Linked DNA regions of Homo sapiens: region 2 is linked to region 1. Evidence: read pairs that join two places in POLR2A ChIA-PET (ENCODE). Cell type or tissue: Panc1. All regions are shown on one strand. Each heading gives the region's core, and the rest is flanking DNA. Links, peaks and the distances in the headings are about the cores only.

Evidence for each region. Peaks named below come from ENCODE experiments on the same cell type or tissue, not always from the same donor. Only the 100,000 strongest peaks of a DNase experiment are listed, where the experiment ranks them.
Region 2: POLR2A ChIA-PET joins it to region 1 with 12 read pairs; 3 of 35 experiments call an interaction of 5 or more read pairs at or near these places.

What each region holds. Positions count from the first base shown.
Region 1 is chr2:232,535,537-232,546,111 of GRCh38, forward strand. CHRNG (cholinergic receptor nicotinic gamma subunit) reads left to right here and starts at 4,156. Exons shown (of 12, transcript NM_005199.5): 1 at 4,156-4,266; 2 at 4,456-4,595; 3 at 4,845-4,889; 4 at 5,066-5,175; 5 at 5,838-5,993; 6 at 6,887-6,984; 7 at 7,346-7,546; 8 at 7,739-7,853; 9 at 8,049-8,163; 10 at 8,831-9,044; 11 at 9,236-9,366; 12 at 10,007-10,575. The coding sequence starts at 4,212. The coding sequence ends at 10,180. It overlaps TIGD1 (tigger transposable element derived 1), which reads right to left. Exons shown (of 1, transcript NM_145702.4): 1 at 8,347-10,575. CHRND (cholinergic receptor nicotinic delta subunit) reads left to right here. Exons shown (of 12, transcript NM_000751.3): 12 at 1-1,128. RefSeq lists enhancers at 1-148, 5,978-6,037. In Panc1, for the core only: no CTCF peak of the experiment used is centred there; no DNase peak of the experiment used is centred there.
Region 2 is chr2:231,969,087-231,979,661 of GRCh38, forward strand. All of the region lies in intron 1 of DIS3L2 (DIS3 like 3'-5' exoribonuclease 2), which reads left to right. Among named protein-coding and RNA genes, the nearest start is that of DIS3L2, 13 kb to the left of the region's middle. In Panc1, for the core only: no CTCF peak of the experiment used is centred there; no DNase peak of the experiment used is centred there.

The sequences.
Region 1 (10,575 bases), core at 2,269-10,268:
ACGATTTGGGGGGAGGCCCGAGGCTGGCTCAGGGGCCAGGGAGGAGGCCACTCAGGGTGGCCTCAGGGGGAGAGCTCTGATAGGGGTGAGACAGATAGGGCCCCTTCTCTGCTTCTCCTCCCCCAAGGTGTGGGGTAGAGCAGGCAGGAATCTGCGCCTTCACTCTCTGGCCCCTCCAGCCTCCCTCTTCCTACCTACCCTTCAACCTCAGGCTTCTGAGGCCTCACCTGGGACTGAGGTTGAGGACACCTCCCTCCCTCCAGACCCCAGAGTATCCTTTCCTAGCTCTTTCTGCCTTGACCTCTCTGCCTAGGTCCCTTTGGGAAGTTGAGGACTGGAGTGGAAAGGTCAGGATCGACATCCACAAAGACTTGGGGTCAGCCTGAGGTTGCACACACAATCCTAGAGGACCAGAACGCAGCACCTCTCCCCAAAGGGTCCCTGCCCCCCAGCACCTACTCCTCTCCAAATTAGGGTTGTCATGCATTATTTGGGGCATACATATTCTAAAAAATCATTCGTTGTTTCTCTGAAATTTGTCCCCTATTTTTATTTGCTAAATCTAGCAACCCTATCCCAAAGGCAGCCTCCACTCAATCTTATCCTGAGGGCCAAAGGCCAAGGCTGCAGGAATTGGGAGACAAGGGTCTGTTTGTATGGTGGTCCACCTCCAAGATGGCCCCAGTGATGCCCAGTATTCACACCCTTGTGCAGTCCCCTCACTCTGTACCAGGGTGGGTCTGGGTAACCAATAGAATGAGGCAGAAGTGATGGTACCTCACTTCCCAGATTTGGTTAGGAAAGACACTATGGCCTCTTTCTTGCTCATTAGCCCTCATTCTCACATCAGTTGGATCTCTCACTTTGGGGAAGCCAGCTGGCATGTTAAGGAGCCCTATGGAGAGGCCCACATGGCAAGGAACTAAGGCCTCCTGCCAACAGCCACGTGAGTGAATGTGGAAGTGGATCCTCTGCCCCAGTAGGGCCTTCGGATGAGATCACAGCCCAGTAGACATCTTATGTGCAGCCCCATGAAAGTCCCTAAGCCAGAACCACCAGCTAAGTGACTCCTGGATTCCTGACCCCCAGAAACTGTGTGAGATAATAAATGTGTGTTGTTTTAAGTGACAACGTTTTGGTGTCATTTGTTACACCAGCAATGTGACCTTGAGTGAGCTGCTCCTCATCTCACTCCTCACCTTCCATCTTCTAATCTGCAAAATGTGTGTCTAGTAAGTCCTAGTCATGGGGTGTTGTGAAAATTGAATTTCTAGTAGGAGCATTTTCATGTGACCTGCACATTTAATGGGTGGTGATTTAACCCATTTCCCTCAGGGGGGAATTGGTGACCTCATTAACTCAGATATACAGAAGGTGAGATTTTTAATGTTTAGATGTAACCAAGGAAAAAGAAAAACCATTTAAAACCAAAACTGACCCTAGTAACTTCTGCCTTCCAGCATGAACTATTCACAAAATTCAAGGTACAAATCTTTAATTGTCCTGTCTAAATAGGAAAGCCAGTTTGTTCTCACACCTGTCAGGTGAGCAGGAAATCTGAGACTTCCCCAGGAATAGCCCATCAACTCAGGGAGGGTCCGTCTTGTGCACAGAGAGTCTAGGGCCCTCAGCCACAGTCTTTGCTTCTCTCTGCCTCATGGTGGCGCTGCTGGCAGCAGGTCTTGGTTCAACCACCAGGTGAGTCCTCAGTTCTATTAGGCCCTGCTCAAGTGGCTGTGGACTTCCAGAGAAGACAACCCCAAAATGTCACACAAAACCGGGGGGGTGCCTCCTGCACAGGCTCCCAGGGTCACCACAGTTTCCACCAGAGGCACCCACTCCCCCAGCACGGTGGTGCTGTCAGGACTGGTCCACTCTGACTGACATAGAACTCCATCTTCTGTCCCCAGGAAGCCATGCTCACAGGCACAGCTTTCCGGGAAGCCAGAGAGTGTTCCTTACTCTCTCCAGACCAACAGGGCTACCCTCTCTCTTTCAATGGACAGTGAATCAGTAATACACTGGCCTGCAAGGAACAGAAAGCTGAAGGAATTGTAGCTTAAACACATAAGGTTTCCTTTTTCTCACATAGTAATAATAGGGAGGCGGAGGTGATCATGTTGGCTCGGCTGTCTAACAAAGCTATCAGGGACCCAGGCATTTTGCCATCTGCCCAGCCCTGCCTCCATGGCAAGTTGGCTTCTGTCCTCAGACCTGTTGGCCCCAGTTTGTGAGCTGACAGCCACAGCTGCACACTTAGCACCTATGTTCAGGCAGAAAAGGGCCAGCCATTTCTGACCCCTTTCATCAAGAAGCAAAACTTTTCCATAGGCCGGGCACAGTGGCTCACGCCTGTAATCACAGCACTTTGGGAGGCTGAGGCGGCTGGATCACCTAAGGTCAAGAGTTCAAGACCAGCCTGACGAACATGGTGAAACCCCCTCTCTACTAAAAATACAAAAATTAGATGGGCTTGGTGGCGCCCGCCTGTAATCCCAGCTACTCAGGCGGCTGAGGCAAGAGAATCGCTTGAACCCAGGAGGCAGAGGTTGCAGTGAGCCGAGATCAAGTCATTGTACTCCAGCCTTGGCGACAAGAGTGAAACTCCAACTCAAAGAAAAAAAAAAAAACAACTTTTCCATAAAGCTCCAGTAGACATCCCGCAGGTCAAAACATCACATGGCTAGCCTATCTGAAGGGAGACTAGGAAATGAGTATCTTGCTCTACCAGCCATTATAACAGAGGGTGGCAAAGGAGAAGTAGTGTTAGACAATTCTACAGATGATTTTCTCTGAATGGGTCCTGTCCCTGCACACGTAACCCCTGCAAGAAACTTCCATTCCTCATTGATGATTTACCCTTCGGAGAACACCAAGAAGGCTTCTAGGCCATCTCTCCCAGAGCAGAGAAAGGGAGAAAACAGGAGGGTGGAGGGTAGGGGATGCAGGGACAGGTGGTCCACTGTTTGGCAGTGCTTCCTGATCATGGAGGCCATTGAATTTGGTAAAATGTGGGCATGGAGGAGAGTAAAGAGGTGGAGAGAAACTGGTCTGCAAAAGAGGATAAGAAAACTGCATCTAGGGGGACCAGAGGGCAAAATGGAAAGGCAAGGCTCTCAGAAGTGAGAAGGAAACGAGGGCTTTGTAAATTCCAGGAAAAGTGGGCCACACAGAGAGAAGCTCAGTGGGGGGGATGCCCAGGGAGGGGGAAGCTCAGGAAGGGGGAAGCTCAGGGAGGAGGAAGCTCAGAGAGGAGGAAGCTCAGGGAAAGGGAAGCCCAGTGAGGGGGAAGCTTAGGGAGGGAGAAGCTCAGGGAGGGGGAAGCTCTGGGAGGAGGAAGCTCAGGGAAAGGGAAGCCCAGTGAGGGGGAAGGTCAGCGAGGGGGAAGTTCAGGGAGAGGGATGCTGAGTGAGGGGGATGCCGAGTGAGGGGGAGGCCGAGTGAGGGGGATGCCCAGTGAGGGGGATGCCCAGTGGCAGGCCAAGATGGGTGGATCACTTGAGTTCAGGAGTTCCAAGACTGGCCTGGCCAACATGGTGAAACCCCGTCTCTACTAAAAATACAAAAAAGAAAAAAGAAGAAGAAGAAGAAAAATTAGCCAGGCGTGTTGGCGCATGCCAGTAGTCCCAGCTACTCAGAAGGCTGAAGTAGAAGAATCAAGGTGGAGGTTGTAGTGAGCCAAGATCGCACCACTGCACTCCAGCAAAAAACAAACAAACAAACAAACACAAAAACCCTCACATGCCTACCCAACAGCCTTCACACCCACCCAAATCCTGACTCCCTGGAGGGAGTAGGAGGCAGTCCACCTCAGCCCTCTCTGGAGCCGCTGTCAGGTTCCTCGGCGACCTGCCTTCCCTACCACACCCAGCTGGCCCTGGCTGTCCTTGCCCCCCATGTGGAACATGGAGGTGAGGCTGGGACAACTGAGCCCGAGTTGGGGCTGGAAGGTGGATGTCTCTTTTGGGGCAGACGGGGCCCCTGTCTCCCCTCTCCAGCCCAGGTAACCTGAGCCCAGCATTGTGTCCATCCTGGAACAGCTGACAACGCTGTGGTCAGACAGCTGGTGGGGCTGGGCCAGGCTGGCCGGGCTGGCTGGGCTGGCTGGGGTGGGAGTGTAGGCTGTTATATGACACCCAGAGCCCATCTCTCTCTGCCCCAGACCTTGGAGCTGTTGTCCCACCCCTGTCACTGCAGAGAGCTGAGGCACCATGCATGGGGGCCAGGGGCCGCTGCTCCTCCTGCTGCTGCTGGCTGTCTGCCTGGGTGGGACACAAAGGAATCTCAGCCTGGGGAGTCCCAGAGCTGGGGTCCACAGCCTCAGGGGATGGAGGGTCTGAGGGGTATTGGGGCCTGCCCTGGACCCAGTTCCCTGAGTCCCCACTTCACACCCCCAGGGCCTCCCCGCTCTTTCCACCTCCAAGCTCCTGCTAGGCTCACGCCTGTCTATTGCAGGGGCCCAGGGCCGGAACCAGGAGGAGCGCCTGCTCGCAGACCTGATGCAAAACTACGACCCCAACCTGCGGCCCGCGGAACGAGACTCGGATGTGGTCAATGTCAGCCTGAAGCTAACCCTCACCAACCTCATCTCCCTGGTAAGCCGCAGGACGGAGGAGGGGTCAGCGCACCACGCCCTGGGACCTGCTGGGGATAGCATGGGGTGGCTCCAGCCACCAAGAGGTTGGAGGGCCCTAAATCGGACAGGCTGGGGTCTGGAAAACCCCCATGGTTGTGGGGGGAGTACTATCAAGAGGCTGGGGGATGCTTGGCCCCATTGGTGGCCTGTGGGGACTGGCACTGAAGTCGGGGGCTGAGCCCTCCATACTACACCCTTGCACCCCCAGAACGAGCGAGAGGAAGCCCTCACCACCAATGTCTGGATAGAGATGGTAAGAGGCCACCCTGCCACCCTCCTTCCATCAGGGGTCCCACCCCACCACCCCAAGGCCTCCTGAGAGTTGCCTGCCCCGTTCCTGCCTCTTCTGTCCTCTTGGGCTGGATGCCCACTCCTAGGGCTGTGGTGCAGCAGAGGGCAGAGGCCTAGCAACTGCCCCTCCCCCTGCAGCAGTGGTGCGACTATCGCCTGCGCTGGGATCCGCGAGACTACGAAGGCCTGTGGGTGCTGAGGGTGCCGTCCACCATGGTGTGGCGGCCGGATATCGTGCTGGAGAACAAGTGAGGAGGGGGTGCAGGCAGGGGTGTGGGGGACAAAGGACACAGGGTCTGGGCCCAGCAGAACAAGGCACTCTGGGAAAAGAGAAAGATGAGCAGAGGGTGCAAATCGGGCACCTGTGGGGCTAGGGAAGAACTGGATGGAGCAGGTGCCGAGGGCAGGGCCCTGGGTATGCCCTCTGACCCCAGGGCCAGCAGAGCAGACCCTACGCCAGGCTCCATCTCCTCTGGGCTGGGCCACCTGGGTGGGCTGCTCCCTTCCCTGTAACATGGGGCCGCTGACGGGTCCTATAGAAGCTGGCGAGAGTCAACAAGACAGGCATGAAAAGTGCATCACTCGGGGGCTGGCACATGGTGTGGGCTTAACACATTAGTCGCTATTATGACTATTATTATTATTATTATTATTATGATTAAAACAAGAGAGAGTAAGATAAGCAGAAATTAGGAGGTGGTGCCTGAGGAAGTCTGTCTGGGGCGGGGGGTGGCAGGAGGATTGCTGGGGGGACCTAGTGGTCCGGGTGGGAACCAGTCAGGGGGTGACAGGCTGGTAGGGACTGGTGTCCCCAGGCCCCTATCCACATGGGGCACAGGGGCTGGTCTGGGGCTGGGGTGTCGGGGGCTGAGCCCACAGCCTCGTGGCCTGGCCTGTTCTGTGCATACAGCGTGGACGGTGTCTTCGAGGTGGCCCTCTACTGCAATGTGCTCGTGTCCCCTGACGGCTGTATCTACTGGCTGCCGCCTGCCATCTTCCGTTCCGCCTGCTCTATCTCAGTCACCTACTTCCCCTTCGACTGGCAGAACTGCTCCCTTATCTTCCAGTGAGGCCATTTATTGGGGAGGATTAAGAGAGCTGCTCTCAGAGGGGCCTGGGCAGTGGTGGGGTAAGGCCTGGGCAAGGCTTCTGGCCTTGGCTCTGGCAGCACCTAGAGGCCTGGCTCCATCTCCCCTGGGCCTCTGTGCCCATCTCAGGCTAAGACACCTGAAGGTGCCCAAGCTCTCCCTGCTAAGCCCGAGTCCCCTCACTCATCCTTTACTGCCTCAGTTTCCTCACCTGTGCTCCAAGGGGAGACATTCACGCCTGGGGTGCGTGGGTGAGAAGGCACACATGCACACAAGATGCGTGTCTGCGCACACACGAAACCACTGCACACTCCAGGCCCACAGGGAGGCAGGGCTGTCCTGTGAGAGAGGGGCCCTGGCAGGGAATCCAGCGGAAGCATGTATGCAACCAAGCCACCCCTGGGGGTCTCTGGGTCTGTTTCCTCAAACCTAAGTGTGGGGAGGAGGGCCCGGGGGAGGGTTCTCCTGTACCTTAGAGGAGCAGTCTTTCCATGAGCAAACCTGGCAGGGAGACTCCCCTCTGTAGACACGGGGGTCCTCCTGAGGTAGGCATGTGTTTTCTACATTGCCATCATCAGCCCCTCCTGCCAGACAGCAGTGGGAGAGACAAATGCAGAGTGACCCTGGGCCCATCAGCCAGGTGAGGGCCCTGCAGCCTCCTGGGCCTTCAACTCCATCTTCCTGACCCCAAAGAGCCCTAGGTCCTCCTGCTCTCCATATCTCGCCAGTGGGGTTTTATAGAGAACTCAGAAGCGTGGGGCTGCATTTTGTTGAAGAAAAGCTGCCCACACTTGTCCCCAGAAGGTCATCCCCATGCAGTCGTGGCAGGTCCACCCGCTCACATTTAGCCTCTTTCCTCGGTGACTCCCAGGTCCCAGACTTACAGCACCAATGAGATTGATCTGCAGCTGAGTCAGGAAGATGGCCAGACCATCGAGTGGATTTTCATTGACCCTGAGGCCTTCACAGGTAACCCCCACCCAAGGGCTCCCCAGGCAGCCTCATCCAGGGCTCCTGCTGGACCCAGCTGTGGTCAAGGCTGGACCAAGGTCAAATCCCTCCCATGTAACTCAAAATGAAAACTACAGCAAACCATAAAATATGCTTTTTAAAACGTCCAACAAAGCTCTGACTTTCCTCATGATAATGTCTCCAATTTTAGAAGAGGCTCGAGCATCCAATCTCCCACCCCACTTCTGTCCCTCAAGGGTGCCTCCCCTGCTGGTGCTCCTTAGGGCACATGCTGCCCTTGCAGCTGGGTCACTCGGCTGCAGGGATCTGCCTAGCTCACGCTTCTTGTGCCCACTCCTGCCTGCCTGCCTGCCCGCAGAGAATGGGGAGTGGGCCATCCAGCACCGACCAGCCAAGATGCTCCTGGACCCAGCGGCGCCAGCCCAGGAAGCAGGCCACCAGAAGGTGGTGTTCTACCTGCTCATCCAGCGCAAGCCCCTCTTCTACGTCATCAACATCATCGCCCCCTGTGTGCTCATCTCCTCTGTCGCCATCCTCATCCACTTCCTTCCTGCCAAGGGTACCTGGAGCCTATGGGAAGGAGCCATCCAGTAGCACAGGGGACACCTGGGAGGCCGGGGTGGGCCCTGCCTGGGGAACAGAGTGGCATTACGACCCAGGACAGAGGCAGCGGGCTACTTCTGGGGTAAGGGGTTCCTCTGTGGGTGGGGGAGGTAGGAACCTGCTCTGAGAGCCTCTCGGTCATGGATAGCTGGGGGCCAGAAGTGTACCGTCGCCATCAACGTGCTCCTGGCCCAGACTGTCTTCCTCTTCCTTGTGGCCAAGAAGGTGCCTGAAACCTCCCAGGCGGTGCCACTCATCAGCAAGTAAGGCTGGTCTTCATGTCCACCCGCCTATGCCACTCTCCCTTCTTGGGAGCATGATGGCCTCCTGCATTGCCCTCTTGCCCTCCATCCACCCCCCCCATCCTCAATTCAGGAGGCCTGAGGGGGGGCAGCCACTAAGCGTGGGGGTGGCATCATGGTATGGGCTGCCAGCTCCTGCCCACCCCACCCTGACAGGTACCTGACCTTCCTCCTGGTGGTGACCATCCTCATTGTCGTGAATGCTGTGGTTGTGCTCAATGTCTCCTTGCGGTCTCCACACACACACTCCATGGCCCGAGGGGTCCGCAAGGCAAGGACCCTCCCTGCCCACTTCAACATCCCGCTGCCCACTCCCCTACGCCTCCCTCTCGCACGCCCCGGCAGTACTCACCTGTGGCATTCCACAGCACACCCATCCTGGGCGTATCTGGACGCATGGACCAAAATCGATTACAGTAATACAGGAATGAAATTGCTTCCTAGGTGCCCGGGATATTACAAATGTTAATGTATTTCATCTTCATAAAACCCATATCACCTCCAATTACAGATGAGGACGTTGAGGCGCAGAGAGGTTAAGTAACCTGCCCAAGGAAGTGCACTACAAAGTCGAAAAAGCAGGAGTCTGCCAGGGCAGTCTGATTCCAGTCTGTGTGATCTGTAGCCCACCTGCAGCCTTCAGCTTGGGCCCTTGTTGCACATGCAGATTCCCAGGCCTGTCCCAGGCATTCTAGGCCAGAATAGCATGAGGGCTGGGGGCAGGAATCTGTGTTTATAACAAGTGCCCTGGTGATTCTGATGTGCACTGAAGTTTGGGGACCCAGGCTCGTGTCCAGTATAGAAAGCTTTACCAAGGCCACGTCACTGCCCCGGTATGCTGCCTCCATGGTCCCTAGCAGCACAAGCCCTTCACGCCAACCTCTGGCTTCTGCTCTGAAGCTCGGCCTGCTGCCCTAGTGAAGCCACCCCCTCTCTAGGTGTTCCTGAGGCTCTTGCCCCAGCTGCTGAGGATGCACGTTCGCCCGCTGGCCCCGGCAGCTGTGCAGGACACCCAGTCCCGGCTACAGAATGGCTCCTCGGGATGGTCGATCACAACTGGGGAGGAGGTGGCCCTCTGCCTGCCTCGCAGTGAACTCCTCTTCCAGCAGTGGCAGCGGCAAGGGCTGGTGGCGGCAGCGCTGGAGAAGCTAGGTGAGACACACCAGGTGTGCCTGGGGACAGTCCTCCCCTGGGACCCCAGCTGGGGAGCCAGGCACAGCAGATGAGTGCTGGAGAAGTGCCCAGGTCAGGGAGAGAGGAGCTGGGGTCCCTAAGGAGAGGCCATCTTCTCTGCCTGTTTCTCCTCCATTCTACTCCCAAACCTTACCCTTTCTCTTTATCAGAGAAAGGCCCGGAGTTAGGGCTGAGCCAGTTCTGTGGCAGCCTGAAGCAGGCTGCCCCAGCCATCCAGGCCTGTGTGGAAGCCTGCAACCTCATTGCCTGTGCCCGGCACCAGCAGAGTCACTTTGACAATGTAAGCTGAGTCAGGGTGGGGTGGAGGTGGAGTGAGTACCTGGGCTTGGAACCGTGATAGAGACAGGATGAGTGGGGTTGCCAAGATAGGGCAGTGGGATGGAAAAACATGAGGCCGGGTGCAGTGGGTCACACCTGTAATCCCAGTACTTTGGGAGGCCGAGGCGAGTGGATCACCTGAGGTCAGGAGTTTGAGACCAGCCTGGCCAACATGGCAAAACCCTATCTCTACCAAAAATACCAAAAATACCAAAAATTAGCTGGGTGTGGTGGCGGGCACCTGTATTCCCAGCTACTCAGGAGGCTGAGGCAGGAGAATTGCTTGAACCTGGGAGGCGGAGGTTGCAGTGAGCCAAGCCAAGATCGCACCACTGCACTCTGGCCTGGGTGAAAGAGTGAGACGTGAGACTCCGTCTCAAAAAAAAAAAAAAGGAAAGAAAGAAAGAAAAAGGAACAGGGGCAGGGGGGGCACCTCAGGGCCAGGGGGCCATGGAATTAGCCACCAGTTGGGACCCGGACATAGGTAAGAAGGGCCCCAGGAAATGGAGACATGGGCCTGCTGGAAGCCCAAGGATGAGAACAGGACCCAGGGAAGACCTGGTGCCGCCGCTGGTTATCCCACACCTGCCTCCCACCCTCAGGGGAATGAGGAGTGGTTCCTGGTGGGCCGAGTGCTGGACCGCGTCTGCTTCCTGGCCATGCTCTCGCTCTTCATCTGTGGCACAGCTGGCATCTTCCTCATGGCCCACTACAACCGGGTGCCGGCCCTGCCATTCCCTGGAGATCCACGCCCCTACCTGCCCTCACCAGACTGAGCCAACCAACCACTGTGGGGCATGTGGGAGTCACACACGTGGGTCACACTGAGTCTTATCAGCCACGTTCTCCTACTGAGGTCCTAAGTGTGCTCTTTGGGAAGTGCCCTTCAGGACTGTGTGAGCCAAACAGCCCTGAGAAAAGCTGGGGAAACAGTCTGAGCTGGAGTCCGAGAGTGGTTGGGGGTGGGCCGTGGCTAGTGTCCTGCTGCAGTCAGCACACACGTGGGATTGGCTAGCTCATCCTGGCACCAGCCACCCCTCCACTCAGTGCACTCCCCTCACTTAGGCAAAGCATTATTCATTCCCATCAGTCTGAAGCCCGAAGGACTGTTTTGTATAATACCTTCGGACTTGGGACTGGCTCCCCTTTTACAAGTTCTCCCTGAAAGAGG
Region 2 (10,575 bases), core at 1,116-9,115, 570 kb before region 1:
CCCAGCCGTGTGGAACTGAGTCAATTAACCCTCTTTCCTTTATAAATTACCCAGTCTTGGGTATTTCTATCAGTGTGAGAATGGACTAATACACTATTAAAATTATATTTTTAAAATTTATATTTCTGATTGACACTAGTATATAGAAATATGATTGATTTTTTTACATTAATCTTCTCCATCAATCTGGCTAAGCTCACTTAGTTCTTATTAGTCCTAGACCTTTTTTTTTTTTTTTTTTTGAGTTGGAGTCTCGTTCTATTGCCCAGGTAGGAGTGCAGTGGCGCAATCTTGGCTCACTGCAACCTCTACCTCCCAGGTTCAAGCAATTCTTCTGCCTCAGCCTCCTGAGTAGCTGGGATTACAGGTGTGTGCCACCACGCCCGGCTAATTTTTGTATTTTCAGTCGAGACGGGGTTTCACCATGTTGGCCAGGCCAGCGTCAAACTCCTGATCTCAAATGATCTGTCCGCCTCAGCCTCCCAAAGTGCTGGGATTACAGGCGTGAACCACTGCGCCTGGCGTCCTAGAGCTTTTTAATAGATTCCATTGGATTTTCTATGTAAAGATTATGTCATCTGTGAATACAGTTTTAATTCTTCCTTTCCAGGCTTTTATTTCTTTTTCTTATTGCACTGGCTGCAATCCCCAAGTAACAATGTTAAATAGAGATGGTGAGAGCAGATTACTTGTCTTGTTTCTTCTCTTAGGGAGAAAGCATTTAGTCTTTCACCATTTGTATATGCATTTTATCACTGGAGAAGTTTTCTTCTATTTCTAGTTTACTGAGATTTTTTTTTTTTTCGAGAGTGAACATTGGGTTTTGTTAAGTGCTTTTTCTGAATCTACTGTGATGATCATATGATTTTTTTTTTTCGAGACAGGGTCTTGCTCTGTTTTCCAGGCTGGACTGCAGTGGCATGACTGTGGTTCACAGTAGCCTTGACCTCTGGGGCTCAAGCAGTCCTCCTACCTTAGCCTCCCAAGTAGCTGGGACCACATACTACACCTGGCTGATTTTTTTTTGTTTGTTTGTTTTTTAGTAGAGATGAGGTCTTGTTATGTGGTCGAGGCTGGCCTTGAACTCCTGAGCACAAGCAGTCCTCCCACTGTCACCTCTTAAAGTGTTGGGATTACAGGTGTGAGCCACTGCACCCAGCCACTTTTCATTTGTTAATATGGTGAAATATCGCATCGATTTTCAAATACAGCCATTTGTTGCCTAACAATGGAGATGCATTCTGAGAAATGCATTGTTAGGTAATTTTGTTGTGCAAACCTCATAGAGTGTACTTTCACAAATCTAGATGTTGTAGCCTACTACACACCTAGGCTATATGGTAAAGCCTGTGGCGCTTAGGCTACAAAACTGTACAGCATGTGACTGCATTTAATACCATAGGCAATTGTAATAGAATGCTAAGTATTTATGTATCTAGATGTATCTATACATAGAAAAGGTACAGTAAAAATACAATATAAAAGATAAAAAAATGGTACACCTGTATAGGGCATTGACCATGAATGGAAGTTGCAGGCTTGGAAGTTGCTCGGGTGAGTCAGTGAGTGAGTGGTGAATGAGTGTGAAGGCCGAGGACATTACTGTGCACTACTGTCGACTTTACAAACACAGTACACTTAAGCTATACTGAATTTATAGAAAACATTTTTTCTTTCTTCAATAATAAATTAACCTTAGCTTACTGTGACTTTTTTTACTTTATAAACTTTAATTTTTTATATTTTGATTCTTATAATAATACTTAGCTTAAAACACAAACACATTGTACAGCTGTACAAAAATACTCTATGTCCTTATTCTATAAACTTTTTTCTATTTATTACTTTTTAAAATTTTTTGTTAAAAACTAAGACACAAACACACACGTTAGCCTAGGCCTACATAGAGTCAGGTTCATCAGTATCACTCTCTTCCACCTTGACATCTTGTCCTGCTGAAAAGTCTTCAGGGGCAGTACATGCATGGAGCTGTCATCTCCAGTAACAGTGCCTTCTTCTGGATACCTCCTGAGGGACCTGCTTGAGGCTGTTTTATAGTTAACATTTTACAGTTAAATTACTTATTTGATTTCCAAATTGTACTTTAGGTTTGGAGGTGCGTGTACAGGTTTGTTACATGGGTAAATTGTGTGTTGTCGGGGTTTGGTGTACAGTTTATTTTGTCATTTTTTTTTTTTTGAGACAGAGTCTCAGTCTTTCGCCAGGCTGGAGTGCAGTGGCGCGATCTGGCTCACTGCAACTTCTGCCTGCAACCTCTGCCTCCCGGGTTCAAGTGATTCTCCTGCTTTAGCCTCCCGAGTAGCTGGGACTACAGGTGTGTGCCACCACGCCCAGCTCATTGTTTGTTTGTTTGTTTTTTGAACGGAGTCTCGCACTCTCGCCCAGGCTGGAGTGCAGTGGCGCCATCTCGGCTCACTGCAAGCTCCGCCTCCCAGGTTCACGCCATTCTCCTGCCTCAGCCTCCTGAGTAGCTGGGACTACAGGCGCCCGCCACCACCCCTGGCTAATTTTGTGTATTTTTAGTAGAGACGGGTTTCACCGTGTTAGCCAGGATGGTCTCGATCTCCTGACCTTGTGATCCGCCTGCCTTGGCCTCCCAAAGTGCTGGGATTACAGGCGTGAGCCACCGCACCCTGCCCAGTTTTTGTATTTTTAGTAGAGACGGGGTTTCACCGTGTTGGCCCAGGATGGTCTCAAACTCCAGACCTCGTGATCTGCCTGCCTCCGCCTCCCAAAGTGCTGGGATTACAGGTGTGAGCCACCACGCCCGGCCCATCTTTTTTAAATAAGTAGGAGTGGCCAGGCACGGTGGCTCACGCCTGTAATCCCAGCACTTTGGGAGGCCGAGGCGGATGGATCACAAGGTCAAGAGATTGAGACCATCCTGGCCAACATGGTGAAACCCTGTCTCTACTAGGAATACAAAAATTAGCAGGGCGTGGTGGTGTGCACCTGTAATCCCAGCTACTCAGGAGGCTGTGGCAGGAGAATTGCTTGAACCTGGGAGGCGGAGGTTGCAGTGAGCCGAGATCGCGCCACTGCACCCCAGCTTGGCTACAGAGCGAGACTCGGTCTCAAAAAATAAAAAAATAAAAAATAAATAAAAATAAAAAATAGGAGTATACTCTAAAATAATGATAAAAGTATGGTAAATACATAAAGCAGTAACATAGCCACTTATTATCAAGTATTGCATACTGTATGTAATTGTATCTGCCATACTTTTATATGAGACTGGCACCACAGTAGACTCGTTTACACCAGCATCAACACAAACACATGACTAGTGGGTTGTGCTACACTGTTGGGATGGCTGTACTGTCACCAGGTGTTAGGAATTTTTCAGCTTCCCTATAATCTTATGGGACTGCCATAGCATATATGTCTGTCATTGACTGAAATGTCGTTATGGAATGCATGACTGTATTAAAAGTAACCTTTCTTTTTTCTTTTTGAGATGGAATCTTGCTCTGTCACCCAGGCTGGAGTGCAGTGGTGCAATCTCAGCTCACTGCAACCTTTGCCTCCTGGGTTCAAGCGATTCTCCTGCCTCAGCCTCCCGAGTAGCTGGAACTACAGGTGTGTGCCACCAGGCCTGGCTAATTTTTCTGTTTTTAGTAGAGATGAGGTTTTACCATGTTGCCCAAGCTGGTCTCAAACTCCTGAGCTCAGGTGATCTGCCCACCTCGGCCTCTCAAAGTGCTGGGATTACAGGTGTGCACCACCATGCCTGGTCCTAAAAGTAACCTTTCATTCCTGGGATAAACCCCACTTGATTCTGCCATATTCTTATTCTATTTATATATTGTTGCAATTGATTTCCTAAAATCTGGTTTAAAAAATTTGCATTTCTGTTTATGAATGATACTGGTTTGAACTGTGTTTTGTAATATCTTTGTTTTTGATATCAGGGTAACGCTGGAAACCTTGAATGAATTGGAAAATGTTCCTTTTCTTCGGTTTTCTGGAACAGTTTGCATAGAACTGGTATAGTTTCCTTAAATGTTCAGTGGAATTTACCAGTGAATCCATCTGGTCTCAAGTTTTCTTTGTAGAAAAGTTTTTAACTGCAAATTCAATTCCTTTTTGCCATATAAGGCTATTAAAGTTATCTATTACTTGAACGAACTTAACACACTTTTCAGAAGATCCGTATGTATATATTTACATGTTTATACACACACACACACACGTATATATTTTTGTAGAAGCCTTGAAAGAAAGAGAGAATCAAACAAAATACATAGAAACAAATGAGCTGGACATACAGATAAAGCTGTGATTCACCCAGAACTTAAACAAATCACAAATTTCATAGTTTAATATTGGGACAGAAGCAAAACAACAAACAAATAATACATTTTCCCACTTCAGTAATAAAATATGGGAAGACCTGACTATGAGGGTAGAGATCAAGGCTAAATAAAGCTTTATTTATTTACATTAAAATATAATTTTATTTTTATAGAGACAGGGTCTCACTGTGTTGCCCAGGCTGGTTTTGAACTCCTTCAGCTCAAGGGATCCTCCTGCGTAGACCTCCCAAAGTGTTGGGATTACAGGTGTGAGCCACCACACCCAGCCAAAAGCTTTAAATCATTGGTGATTATTACAAGCTGCAACTCGGGCTACATATGTTACTGGGAGCTGATTACTCCTATATCTCACTGCAGCATAGAGTTTAGTTATGGCTTTTCCCCACAATATTGTGAGTTTAATGTGGAGAACTGTGAAGAAAAACAAAAGAAACCCCAACTAATAATTACAACAACTATAACAACAACCACAATAATAATAATTAATAATAAACCCCTAAGGGATGTATGAGCTGGTTTTAATTAAGTAGACTAAGAGATACTGGTTCTGACTTGCATTCATCTCTACAGTAAATAAAACCTTGTTTTTAAAAAGCTTCCCATGTTCCTAATACAGTTAAAAAAATATATATATATACTTTAACCTTTTTCCTTTCATATGCAAAGATGTTACTTTTCATTATCTCAAGAATATCTTCCTTTGAAGTCTGTGAGGGTGGATTTCAGCCACCAGAAATTGGTGAAGTGGGGGACAAGGGGGTGTGCTTGTCTCTGTGTGCACAAGTCTAAGTAAAAGAGGAGCACATAGGGGCCAAAAAGGGACAGGGGAGGGAAGCTGGAGCAGAAGGACACCTCCCTAGGGGAAGGCAGGAGGCTCTAAGTAGTGGAGCAAAAACATGGGTCCCTGGCAGCAGACTGGCTGGAATAGCCTCAAGGTCTCAGCTGTCAATTTTTTTTTCAGTCTTTTTTCCTTCTTTGTTTCATTTTGGATAATTTCTCTTGCTACATCTTGAAGTTCCTAATTTTTTTTTTCTGTGGTGTCTAATCTGTTGTCCCATTCAGTGTATTTTTCATCTCAGTTGACATGGTTTTTATCTCTAGAAGTTTAATTTGGATCTTTTTTTTTTTTTTTAATATCCCAGGTCTCTTAACATAGCCAGTCTTTAGCTTCTTGAACATATGGAATACAATTCTTTTTTAAAAAAATTTTTTTACATAGCTGTCTCCTCAAACATGTAAGGTATATGTATTTATTTACTTAGAAATGCTGGGATTTGGAGATGTTAGAATCAATAATGCTTATATTTCTTGATTGTAAATGCTATCAGAACATAAAGCTATTCAAATTATAAGTGATAAAAGGATGTATTATAATCTTCTGATCTCTTAGGCTAATAGAATAAACAAATCATCTCTTAAAAATACAGTAAAGTGATATAGTATTCAGAGAAGTAATTACTAATGTTATTTATTTAGAAAACATATATGCCCTTCAGACTATTGTATCCGTTTGGTTGCTTTCCTTTTATAAAGGAAAGTCTTCAATACAATACAATAATTATTGAAAAATGAGTAGTTTTATCGTTTGTCTCACCATAATTTAACAAATACTTGGGTATAGAGTTGAACTGGTTTATCTACTGTTTACACTTTTGAACGGCATTCAATTAAGGTTAGTTTTAGTAAAGATCTTAGAATCTCAGATGGGACTTTTCAGCTTTAGGAAATTGGAATGTGTCCCTGGACTATGCCCATGCCAGAGTGCCAAGCTAAAAGAATGTAGGAAACCTCTGACCAGGCCCTTCAGGGGACTCTGTGCAAAATAATGAGGTCACTAGCATGAAGAGCTCTGGACTCTGAGGCAGTTGGAACAGGATTCTATAATTTCTTTCCAATATTATTATTATATATTATATCTCTTTGAGGCTAAGAATCCAGGGAAGGGAAAGCAGAAATGGGGTTGCTCAACTGAGAGGTTAAAAAAAAGATGAGGGATGGGCCGGGCACCATGGCTCACGCCTGTAATCCCAGCACTTTGGGAGGCTGAGACAGGCGGATCACGAGGTCCGGAGATTGAGACCATCCTGGCTAACATGGTGAAACTCCATCTCTACTAAAAAAATGCAAAAAAGTTAGCCAGGCGTGGTGGCAGGCACCTGTAGTCCCAGCTACTTGGGAGGCTGAGACAGGAGAATGGCGTGAACCCAGGACGCAGAGCTTGCAGTGAGCTGAGATTGCGCCACTGCACTGCAGCCTGGGCGACAGAGCGAGACTCCGCCTCAAAAAAAAAAAAAAAAAAAAAAAAGATGAGGGATGAAGGACCAGAAGTTAGAAGAAGGAAGAGCAGTCTTGCAAGCTTGAGGGAGTGAGGAGAGGGATGTGGTTAGAGAAAGAAAGCTCCCTTAGAGGCCCTGGAGGTAATGCTTTTCTGGAATACAATTCTAATAACTATTACTTTCCTGTTCTTTATTCTCACTTATTTCTATGTTCTCATTCCCAGTCCTCCTTCTTCTTCTCTCTCTCTCTTACTCTCTTTTTCTCTCCTCTTTCTCTCTTAGACATACACACACATACACACACACACACCCCTGTTTAAGAAGTAAATGTGAATATGGAAAGCAGATGAGAAGGGAGGTTGGATTGAATTGTGGAGTATTTATTTCAGTTTTTATTTCAATAGTTTTAGGGGTACAAGAGGCTTTCTTTACATGGATGAATTGCATAGTGGCGAAGTGTTGGCTTTTAGTGTACCCATCACCCCTATAGTGTACATTACAACTCTTTTCTATTTAACTACTGTATGCTTCTGATCCAGGGAAGGTATCTTTTAAAATTTCCTTTAATTCCCTAATACAGATCCTTCTTGACTTCTGATGGCGTTGCATTCCAATAAACCCATCATAAGTTGAAAATGTCATAGATTGGGCCAGGCACGGTAGCTCACGCCTGTAATCCTAACACTTTGGGAGGCTGAGGCGGGCAGATTGCTTGAGCTCAGGAGTTCGAGACCAACCTCGGTAACGTGAAACCTGTTTCTACCAAAAATACAAAAAATTAGCTGGGTATATGGTGGTGCGTGCCTATAGTCCCAGCTACTTGGGGGGCTGTGGTGGGAGGATCACTGGAGCCTGGGAGGTGGAGGTTGTAGTGAGCTGAAATCTCACCCCTGTACTCCAGCCTGGGTAACAAAGCGAGACCCTCTCTCAAAAAAAAAAAAAAATTACAAATTGAAAATGATTGTAATACACCTACTGAACATCATAGCTTAGCTTAGCTTACCTTAAATGTGTTCAGAACACTTATGTTAGCCTAAAGTTTGGCAAAATCATTTAACACGAAGCCTTTTTTTTTTTTTTTTTTTTGAGACAGAGTCTCGCTCTGTTGCCCAGGCTGGAGTACAGTGGCGCGATCTTGGCTCACTGCAGGCTCCGCCTCCCGGGTTGATGCCATTCTCCCGCCTCAGCCTCCCGAGTAGCTGGGACAGCAGGTGCCCGCCACCACGCCCAGCTAATTTTTTGTATTTTTAGTAGAGATGGGGTTTCACCATGTTAGCCAGGATGGTCTCTATCTCCTGACCTCGTGATCCGCCCGCCTCAGCCTCCCACGCCTGGGATTACGGGTGTGAGCCACCGCGCCCGGCCACACAAAGTCTTTTTTATAATAAAGTGTTGAATACCTCATGTAACTTATTAAATACTGCACTGAAAGTGAAAAACTGGTCATGGGGTCCTTGAAGTACAATTTTACTGAATGAATATAGCTTTTGCACCATTGTAAAGTTGAAAAATTGTAAGTTGAACCATCATAAGTTGAGGACCGTCTGTCTGTACAATCTTATATATAATTAATTCAGAGGTTTATTGATTGATTGATAACATTTTCATGCTGTAGCACCCTTAGTTCTACTTTATTAGCACTTGTGATTGTATTGTTTATTGTATAAGAAGTCTTAAATCCTGTGTTCATAAAATTCCTTCCAAAGAAGTCAGCATACTTCATGCTAATTAATTTATTGATTGTCTCAGCCTTTGGCTTTTACCATACCCAAAGAGTATCCCACTTCCTCAGGCATCCAGGATCCTGCCTCAGCTTAAGGGTCATTGTGTGATCTTGTACTGTGCTAATGAAAGGAACACTCAGATTATAGTATTGTGGGCAGAGCCCAGGCCTGATTCTCGGGGACTTCGAAACTTCTGGCCAGTAGGAAGGAATACATGTGACACTGTCCTTGAACTCAAAACTACCCACCACATGTAGAATTTGCTCTGACACTGCAAATACTCAATTGGACTCAGTGTAATATTTGTATCTCAAAGGAATTGAAAGCTGAGATTTCAAATGGGTTTCATGGAATTTTGATCAGTTAGAAAATAATTAATGGAAAACTATCTAGCTGTTAAAATTGTCTCATTCTTCTTGCAGTGCTTTTAATTGTGTTACACATGTTTTTTGTTTTTATTCTTGAGTTCTGGTCTGAAGTGATTGTCAGTGGTTTGTGTTTGATCAGAAGATCCATTGCCCTTTCTTGTATCCCTGCCCTACCTCCATGAGTCTCCTTGTGATACAACTTCAGAAGAAAAGATGAAAATCGAGGTTTTTGTTAACTCCTAGAAGGTGATAGAAGGACATGATAGAACCTGGCAGATTTTCAGTGGAAAAGATTGAGTCTAGAATTAAAAGACTATGTATGTTTTTATATGCATTCTATAGTCTTATTTGTTGGTAATTGAAAAGTTACAAAGTAATGTATGCAAAATATGTGTAAGGTATATAGAATAGCAGGACAATGAATACCCAATGTACACAACCACCAGATTAAGAAAACAAAATTATCGTTGCCATTGAAGATCTCCGTGCCTTTCTCCTTTCTGAGGTAATCTGAATTTTGTGTTTTCTTTATACTTGAACCACATAGTTTGTATCCCTAAACTGTGGTTTAATTTTACATGTTTTTGACACTAATCAAATGGAATCACAGTGCAGATATTTTTATGTGATTTGCTTTTTTCCCATAGCGTCAAATGTGTTTGTTTTGGTCAGATTTTGCAAATAATCGTGGGCTGCTTCCACATAGACGTATAAGTTTATTTTGTAGTAATTTTCCTTATTCATCTCAGAGAATATGATTTATATGTTTCGGTCTTGTGGAAGTAAAAGAGAATGATTTCCTAGTGGATAAAAAGAAACCAGTCTCCTTTAAGGCATTCTGTCTCCATGCACTCCACCATCCTCACTCTGGAACCCATTGCAGAGGAGCTCTTCAAGGGGGTGTTAGCTTTTTCCTCTTTTACCTCGCCTTGGGCAGGCTGAGACACCTCCTGCTCCTCAAATAGGTGTGGCCCAGTGCTTCTTTACCTTGTGTATAAGAATCACCAGGGGAGGGGAGCTTTAAGAATATTCACACCTGTGTGCAAACACTGACCAATTAAATTAGAATGTCTCCTTTACATACAATTAAATTAGAATATTTCTTTTACCTGTTTTTACATTTAAAATTTCAATTTTGTTTTAATGGAGTTGCTTCTTTCATATTGATTGTAGGTCTTTACATATTCTGTATATTAATCCTTGGACTCCTATGTGTTAGAAATATTTTCTCCTAGTCAATTGATTTGTCTTTATGATTCCTTTTGGCTTACAGAAGTTTTTGATTTTTAAAATTTGAGACTTCATCATTATGACATCTGTATTTTGCGTCTTAACTAAGAAGACTTTCTTTACTCCTAGGTTTTAAGCTATTTTTCCTATGTTCTTACTGTATTTATAATTTTACTTCCAACATTTAGCACTTTAAGCCACCTACAGTTTATTTTATTTATTTATTTTTATTTAATTTATTTTTTTATTTTGAAACAGGGTCTCACTCTGTCACCCAGGCTGGAGTGTAGTAGCATGATCTCAGCTCACTGCAGCCTTGACCTCCTGGGCTCAGGTGATCCCCTCCCATCTCAGCCTCCCGAGTAGCTAGGTCTACAGGCATTCACCACCATGCCCGGCTAATTTTTGTATTTTTTGTAGAGATGGGGTTTCACCATGTTGCCCAGGCTGGTCTTGAATTCTTGGGCTCAAGCAGTCCACCTGCCTTGGCCTCCCAAGGCCACTGTGCCAGGCCTGAAGGTTATTTATTTATTTATTTAGGGACGGAGTCAGGTATTTATTTATTTATTTATTTTGTGACAGAGACTTGCCCTATTGCCAGGCTGGAGTGCAGTGGTGTGATCTCGGCTCACTGCAACCT